Regions from separate parts of the Homo sapiens genome. Here region 2 is linked to region 1. Evidence: read pairs that join two places in POLR2A ChIA-PET (ENCODE). Cell type or tissue: OCI-LY7. All regions are shown on one strand. Links, peaks and the distances in the headings refer to the core of each region. The heading gives the core; the rest is flanking DNA. Region 1 has its middle 22 kb from the start of MARCHF8. Region 2 has its middle 60 kb from the start of ZFAND4.

What was found. ChIA-PET counts read pairs that join two places held together with the same protein. Peaks named below come from ENCODE experiments on the same cell type or tissue, not always from the same donor. Only the 100,000 strongest peaks of a DNase experiment are listed, where the experiment ranks them.
Region 2: POLR2A ChIA-PET joins it to region 1 with 5 read pairs; 4 of 35 experiments call an interaction of 5 or more read pairs at or near these places.

The regions. Positions count from the first base shown.
Region 1 is chr10:45,555,051-45,559,453 of GRCh38, reverse strand. It overlaps a transcript of MARCHF8 not described here. Among named protein-coding and RNA genes, the nearest start is that of MARCHF8, 22 kb to the right of the region's middle. RefSeq lists an enhancer at 1-2,020. In OCI-LY7, for the core only: no CTCF peak of the experiment used is centred there; DNase peaks (open chromatin) are centred at 1,753 and 2,213; H3K4me3 peaks cover 1,341 bases; H3K27ac peaks cover 1,901 bases.
Region 2 is chr10:45,610,357-45,614,748 of GRCh38, reverse strand. No RefSeq gene overlaps it. Among named protein-coding and RNA genes, the nearest start is that of ZFAND4, 60 kb to the left of the region's middle. In OCI-LY7, for the core only: no CTCF peak of the experiment used is centred there; no DNase peak of the experiment used is centred there.

The DNA.
Region 1 (4,403 bases), core at 230-4,229:
GGAGGCAGAGGTTGCAGTGAGCCGAGATTGTGCCACTGCCCTCCAGCCTGGGCAACAGAGTGAGACTCCGTCTCAAAAAAGAAGGAAGTAGCCTTAGGGACCATTGTATTTCTTAAAAATTCATTATACTGTGTTCTGTAATATAAAGTCAGATAAAAAAATTATAGCACATTTGTGATGGTAGAAACTTAACTATCATCTATGTACATACCACCGTATAGTTTGCAAGTGATTTTCACATATGTTATGGCATTCATTCTTACCCAGAGCCGTAAGGTGAAAAGCATACAGGCAGGTTAGATTTACGGTATGTTTACCAACTTCTAATTTCCAGATGATGACAGGGCTAAAGTTATTCATTCCTTTCCTAAAATACATATTCCTCCTGAATAATTGAAATTGCCATAAATTACTACATCTTAAACTATACCTTTTCTTTCTTTAAAGATGTATTTACTTGGAATATTACTTGGTTTAAAAGGCAAGAATTGTCAAAGCACAAGTGGGACTTTATTATAAATTCTTTTTTCTGATTTTACTACATATTTCTTCCCTTTAGGCCTCAATGTGTTCTGTTCTATTTATTCAAAATAGAAGTTTTATTTGTGGTACTACATAATTATAAAACAGTTAATATTGAAGAGGTGAAAGATCCTTTGTACCTCTGCTCCCATTTTCTCCCCGCATGCTCTCCGGTCTCACTGTCAGTAGCTGGGTGTTATACATACATACACATATGTATGTTTGTATGTACACACAGCCTGCTAGTGCTGGAGGCAGAACTGAGAGCCACCACCGTGCGCCTGGCACCAGAAGTGCAGCCACTGTTGTCAGTGCAAAGATCGTTTGGTTGATAGGTCAACTGTCATGGCTGTGGCCATCAGGATGTTCCTTGTTACCCACGCTGCTGTCAGTCCTGTGGCAACAGCTGCTGCTTTCCGTGCTGCTGATTCCTTGAAGTGTTACTGTTCTTCAGAGCCTTTTGAGAATGCCTTTAATTTGATTGTTCTTCTTAGAACAAATCACACAATACCACTATCATCCCTTGCTTTTATGTAGGATAGTGTGAATGACAGATACCATGTTGTCCTCCAAGCCACTACTCTCTTCTCATGGTCTGTGGCTTTCTTTGGATTAACCTGAACTCTTGCTGTAGAATGAATGTCCGTTCCCCAAGATCCCTGCCCCCTGGAGATTTCTAGGTGCTTTTGGTAAACAGGTCCTTGTCTGCCTTGACTCTGCTATTATCCTCAGTCATGTACAAAATCTCTATCTTTCCTGGAGTTGTCCCAGTGCAGACTCAGGCTAGGAGTCATGCTTCTGAAGAATAATGTATGAAAATGATTTTGAAAAAGGAGTGATTGACTAAGCGTTCATCTATTACCAAAGATAATTAGAACTATAGTAACACATGGAAAAATATCAGTGATCACTGGTCACTGATACTGATCATTGACATTTCTTACATAATATACTAAGTTATTATTACCAAATTTATAGCTAAGTCATTTTTTTTGCAGGCCTGCATAAGCATATTTAACTAAAAGTCTGTTGAATGAGACTTGCATAGTGCTTCCCCAGGTACCTGACCTAAGGCACCTGTGAGTCTGTGTGCTTACCAGGGGCCTTTCCATCATTGTTATGGGGCTGCCTAAGCAGTGGTAAGCCTTTGTTAAATGCAGACATGGAATGAGTCCTTCTGCAGCCCGTGTGGCCTCCTCTTAGCTGTGGGCCTGCCTCTTCCTGTTTTGGTTCCTCACTTCCGTTTAGAGTGACCCTGAAACCACATTCCAGCCCTATCTTCATTTCCTCTGCACAGGAGGTCGTATGGTCTTCTGTTCACAGTCAGACTTAAGACCCTTCCTATTTTCTTTAAGGACTGGTTGTTTTCTATTTGATGTTATTGTGCTGGTGATCCACAATGTATATTGTCAGAAAATAATACTTTGAAAGCTGTGGTAGCTAGAGGTCTGTGTAGGATAGAATAGACAATGGGTAGGAAGTATTAAGAATAAGCACCTTTTGGGCCAGGCGTGGTGTCTCACGTCTGTAATCCCAGCACATTGGGAGGCTGAGGCAGGTGGATCACCTGAGGTCAGGAGTTCAAGACCAGCCTGGCCAACGTGGCAAAACCCCGTCTCTACTAAAAATAGAAAAGTTAGCCAGGCGTGATGGCGCACACCTGTAATCTCAGCTACTCGGGAGGCTGAAGCAAGGAGAATCGCTTGACCCAGGGAGGCGGAGGTTGCAGTGAGCCGAGATTGTTCCATTGCACTCCAGTCCAGGCAACAAGAGCGAAACTCCCGTCTCAAAAAAAAAAAAAAAAAAAAAAAAAAAGAATAGGCACCTTTTGTTGTTCAATGGGTATAGTTTCAGTTTTGCAAGATGAAAAAATTCTGGATATCTGTTTCACAACCATGTGAATATGCTTAACACTGTTGAATGCTGTACACTTACAGATAGTTAATTTGATAAATTTTATGTTTTGTGTTTTTTACCACAAGAAAAAAACAACCATTTTTTTATGGAACATAGACTTAAAAGGTTAAGTACATACAGGGTTTTGGATTTTTTGTCTTTTTAATACTTGATTCTATTTACTCATCCTTTACTACAAGTTGGATCACTAGATTAGGGTTTTGGAAGGTTTAGCAGAGCAGAGAAGTATAGCAAACAGAATTCGTTCATTTAACATTTATTGAGCACTTCCTGGGTAGCAGGCCCTATGCTTTAAGTTGATAATTCAGAGAAATAAGGGACTTGACCCCCAGATGCCTCTTTTGTGGAAAGAACCGGAGAAGCCGTTTTAACATAAAGCAGGAAATCCTGAAAAATTTTATATGCCATTAACATTTTATTATTAAAGCATACAGACATACAGTCATACATCAAAGTTTCAAAACTTTTATTATGGAGAATTTAAAACATACACAGAAGTAAAGGAAGAATACCGTGAACCGCCTTGTGCCTGGCTCTAGCTGGCATCCACTCATAGCGTCTTTTGTTTCTTTATATCCCTCTCCCAGTCCATTTTTGGGGGTACATTCTTGTTCTTTTCATTTTATCTGTAAATATTTTAGTACTTTCACTGAAAGATAAGGGCTGTTTTTCTTAGAATGAATCACACAATACCACTATCATCCCAAAGTTATTTCACAGTTTTGTGTGTGTGTTTGTGTGTACTGTGATTTGTTTGCATCAGGATGTAAACAAGGTCTACACATTACATTCGGTTGATAGGTTTTCTTCAATATCTTTTAAGCTATAGGTTTTCCTTATTTTCTGTCTTATTGAAATGTTATTTACTGAAAAAATCATGCCGTTTATCTTGTGCACTTGCTCATACTATTATATATGAATTTTGCGAAATGATTTTTTTGCTTTGAAACAGTAGTGACCACTTATTCTTCACATAGATCCATTACTTAATCATGGGCATGCAAGATGTTGCAATTCTAATTTCATCATTCCTTTTTCATTTATTCGCTGGAATACTAGTACAGAGAAGACTCTTTTTACAGACTGTTCAGTTACCCAGAGGTATAGCTTATACAGGGAAGTCAGGTTAAATGAGTGACTCTTTCTCTTTACTTACAACTCTTGGAGGGTCCCTAGCATTTCCAAAAATGGCCAGTGCTTTTTCCTTTATTTAAAAAGTATCATTATAAACACATACTCTTTTCTTTTTCTTTTTCTTTTTTTTTTTTTTTGAGACAGGGTCTTACAATGTCGCTCAGGCTGGAGTGCAGTGGTGTAATCATGGCTCATTGCAGCCTCAACCTCCTGGGCTCAAGCGATCCTCCTGCCTCAGCCTCCCAAGTAGCTGGGACCACAGGCATGCACCACCAAACACAGCTAATTAAAAAAGAAATCGTTTTTGGAGAGATGGGATCTCACTGTGTTGCCCAGGCTGGTCTTGAACTCTTGGCCCTCAAGAGATTTTCCTACCTCGGCCTCACAAAGTACTGAGATTACAGGTGTGAGCCATCACGCCCAGCCAGCATGTGAATTTAATATGTTTGATGATTTCTTAAGTTCATTGCAGTTATTCTTTAATGAGTTAATTACATTAATTAATGATAGATCTCACTATGTTGCCCAGGCTGGTCTCAAGTGATCCTCTCTCCTTACCCTCCCAGGTAGCTGGGACTATAAGGCACAAACCAGTTTACCCAGCCACAGTTATTCTTATTAATGATCAAATTGTCCCTTCTTTTTTTCTTGAGACAAGAGTGTTGCTTTTGTTGCCCAGGCTGGAGTGCAATGGCATGATCTCAGCTCACTGCAACCTCTACCTTCTAGGTTCAAGCGATTCTCTTCCCTTGGCCTCCTGAGTAGCTGTGATTACAGGCATGCACCACTACGCCCGGCTAATGTTTTATTTCTTATTTTTATTTTTGGAG
Region 2 (4,392 bases), core at 1-4,000, 56 kb before region 1:
ATTCAACAAGTTATATCATTATATTGAGGGGCATTTCTTTATGCTTTAAATTCTTACACAGACACATTCCAAATTTTAGAGACATTGTATCTGTCTTTGCATTTCCAGTAATTAGCAGAGTAGATTGCCTGTAGGTACTGGTTAAACATTAGTTGAATAAATTGATGCATTGGACAACTTAACCGTGATTTTTTTTTTTTTTTGACATAGAGTCTTGCTGTGTCACCCAGGCTGGGTGCAGTGGTGCGATCTTGGCTCACTGCAACCTCTACCTCCTGGGTTCATGTGATTCTCCTGCCACAGCCTCCCGAGTAGCTGGGATTACAGGTGCCCACCACCATGCCTGGCTAATTTTTGTATTTTTAGTAGAGAAGAGGTTTCACCATGTTAGCCAGGCCAGTCTTGAACTCCTAACCTCAAGTGATCTGCCCACCTTGGCCTCCCAAAGCGCTGGGATTACAGCCATGAGCCACTGCACCTGGCCCATGCTTTTTTAAAAAAGGCATTTATATTGTTTTATTTAGCTAAGCCCATTTTATGTAACGAAGTTCAGTTTCTGGATTTTTTTAAAACAGCATTTAGTTTTAACAGCACTAAAAGTTTTAAATTTTTAACTTTTGGCTATGTGGAATATTTTCAGGTTATATTTAATGTAATCATTCTAAAAAGGGAAATCCAAATACTCAGGTGTCCTTAAAATCCTATCAGTGTACGTGTAACTTGTGGAGACAATTATTTTTTAAAAGACAGGAATTCATTTTCTCATATATGTTTAATGTGATTTTTCTTTTTTTTTTCTTTTTTTTTAGATGGAGTCTCACTCTGTTGCCAGGCTGGAGTACAGTGGCATGATCTCAGCTCACTGCAACCTCTGCCTCCGGTTCAAGTGATTCTCCTGCCCCAGCCTCCTGAGTAGCTAGGACTACAGGTGCGCACCACCACGCCCAGCTAATTTTTATATTTTTAGTAGAGACAGGGTCTCACCATGTTGGCCAGGATGGTCTCAGTCTCTTGACCCCGTGATCCACCCGTCTCAGGCTCCCAAAGTGCTGGGATTACAGGCATGAGCCACCGTATCCAGCCTATGTTTAATATGTTTTTAAGCCATCAAGACGAATACTCAAATTTTGCATCTAGTCATGTTTTTCAAAGTGTAAGCCGTCTACCACTCCTGGAACGTGAGATAATTTTAGGTATTACATGGGTGAACATTTGTAATAATTATATATTTTAATGTATTGGAAAATGTAAGTATAAGCAGCTTAAGTTGAAAATAATGTAAAATAAATTGATTTAGGTTAAAAATGTTGGTTTAAAATTGGCAAGGATTAATATAGCAAAAATCATAAAAATAAAACAATGAAATTTAAGGAATGAAGGCATGATATTTTAAGTTTTCTTTGAAAATTAAGTTAAACTTTTGAAATGGTTGATGAAACTAATATACATAGCTTTAGAAAAACTAAGGGTTAAAAAGTAAAATTTTATCATAGACACCCCCCTCCAATTTCTTCTAATAATTAATTTTAGTTTTTCTAGTTGTTACCATCATAACACTAGCCAGTATATTTTAGACGTTATTTTATTCTACTCTACTATTAAAAGTGAGGAATTAGCTTAACAACACATTACCTCAATACTTCCTAATTTTTGTCAGTGTATTAGTCTTTTCAGGCTGCCATAACAAAGTACCATAACCTACAGAAATTTTTCTCACAGTTCTATAAGCTAGAAGTCTCAGATCAAGGTCCAACAGGGTCAGTTTCTGGTGAGGGCTCTCTTCCTGGCTTGTAGACAGCTGCCTTCTTGCTTTGTCCTCACATGGCCTTTGTTCAATGTGTACACACAAAGTGGGTTGTGGGTGGGAGAAGAGCATGAGTGCTATCTGGTGTCTCTTCTTCTAAGGACACTAGTCTTGTCAGATCAGGGCCCCACCCTTATTACTTAATTTAATCTTAATTACTGTCTTACTCCAAATACAGCCACACTAGGGGTTAGGGCTTCAAAGTGGGAATTTTGAAGTGGGGGGCACATGCGTTCAATCTGTAACATACTGTCCGTGGCCTGCCAAAATCTGTGTTCTTGTCACATGTAGATATATTCTCTTCCATCCCAACCACACTAAAAGTCTTAACTTGTTTAAGTATCAACTCTAAAGTCTAAAATCCAAAGCCTAATGTAAGCATAAATCAGGTATGGCCGAGACTTTTGGTACCATTCATTCTGAGGCAAAATTCCTCTCCAGCTGTGAACCTGTGAAACCAGACAATATGCTCTTCCAAAACACAATGATGGGACGGGCATAGGAAAGACATGCCATCTCAGAAAGGAGAAACAAGAAAGAAAAAAAGGATGACAAGTCCCAAGCAAGTCCCCAAACCTGGCAAGGCAAATCCCATTAGGTCTTAAGGCTCTAGAATTATTCTTTTTGGTTTGATGCTATGCCCTCCAGGCCCACTTGCACTGTCACCCTTATGGCACTGGGCCTCAGCCTTGTCCCTGAGGCATTGGGCAGTGGGATCCTGGCCTCCCCTGAGTGAAAAAGCCCCACCCTTTGAAATGGAGGAGGAACTAGCCCTGCCTCTTAGGCCTGTGGTGAGAATGGCAGGCTGTGGTTCACGGACAGTATTTGAATCACTTTTGGGGCCATTCTTCACTTTTTAAAAGGGTAGCTCATGCTCACAGCCAGATAGCTCTGTTGTCTGTTTCTGTAGAATCTGAGAAGTCCTACAGCCTTCTTTCATTCCATTCTGATTTTTCCTGTCCCCTTTAGTCCTGGCTGACAGTATCTCTGCTGGTACAATCCCATCTCTATTCTTGGCTTCTGCTCAGGTGGCTGATTAAATCTGTAGTTCACACCCACACTAATGTTATCAAATGGTTGTTCAACCACACCTTTAATGTTCTCTTCCAAACAAGCTTTCTCATTTCTTCGCAATGTGGATAGGCTTGAGAATTTTCTATATCTTCAAGTTCTAGTTTCTTTTTGCTTAAAATTCCTTCGCTTTATCTCCTTGCATTTTAAGTGGTAGAGAAACCAAGTTGCTCCTTCAATACTTTGCTTAGAAATCTCCTTAGCTAAATTTAGATCCAGTTTCATTGCTCACAATTTCTGCCTTCCACAAAACACTAGAACACAACTATTTATTTCTTTCTATTTTATAACAAGAATCTCCTTTGTTTCTATTAACCTGTTCTGCATTTCTACCTAAGACTTCACCAGACGGGCCTTTAAAGTCCATCATGCCCACGAACATTCTGTTGATGATGATATATGTATTCTGTAAGAATATGGAGGCTTTCTCTCTGGCTCTCCTCTTTTCTTTCTGAGCCCTTATAAGAGTTACCTTTAATTCAATCATCTGTTGGACCATAGCTATCAACAGTCCTTCAGGACACTATAGACTTTTTTTTTAGCATGCATGTTAAAACTCCTCCAGCCTCTCACCATTACCCAGTTCCAAAGCCACTTCCACATTTTTAGGTATTTGTTACAGAAATACCACTTTTTGGTACCAAAATCTGTATTTATCTTCAGGCTGCCACAACAAAGTATAGTTGGTCCTCCATATCTAAGGGTTCCACATCCATAGATTCAACCAACTGGGGATAAAAATATTTCCGTTAAAAAAGGATATTTGCATCTATGTTGAACATGTACAGACTTTTTTTCCCTCTCATTCTCTAAATAAGGCAGTGTAATTACAAGAGGATGGGCATAGGTTATGTGGAAATACTATGCCATTTTATATAAGAGACTTGAGCATCCATGGATTTTGGGTTCTACAGGGGATCTTAGAACAAATCCCCCATGGATACCAAGGGACGACTGGGTGGCTTAAACAACAGAAATTTGTTTTCTCACAGTTCTGGATTCTAGAAGTCCCAAATCAAAGTTCAGCAGGGTTCTTTGTGGGTAAGGGCTCTCTTCCTGGCTTGCAAATGGCAGCGTCCTTGCTGTGTTCTCACCTGGCCTTTCCTTGGTACATGTGCAGCAGAGTGAGGGGCAGTGGGGAGACAACAAGCTCTTCAGTGTTCTTTCTTATAAAGATATCAGTCCTATTAGATTAGGGCCCTACTCTCATGACCTCTTTAGCCTTAATTACTTTCTTACTCCAAATACAGCCATGCATGGGTTAGGGCTTCAACATAGAAATTTGTGGGAGGGGGGACAAACATTCAGTCCATAAGTCAGTTATTTCAAATTCCCTATTCTACTGCAGTTAGACTAGTCCATGTTACCATAGCTTTTACCTGAGCTATTGCAATAGGTCCCTACCTAGGCTCCCTGAATTACTTCTATGCCCTTTACAACCTGTTTCTACACTTAGCCAGAGTGAGCTTACAGAAACAAAACTTTGAGCACATCAGTGTTTGAAATATTTCAGGACT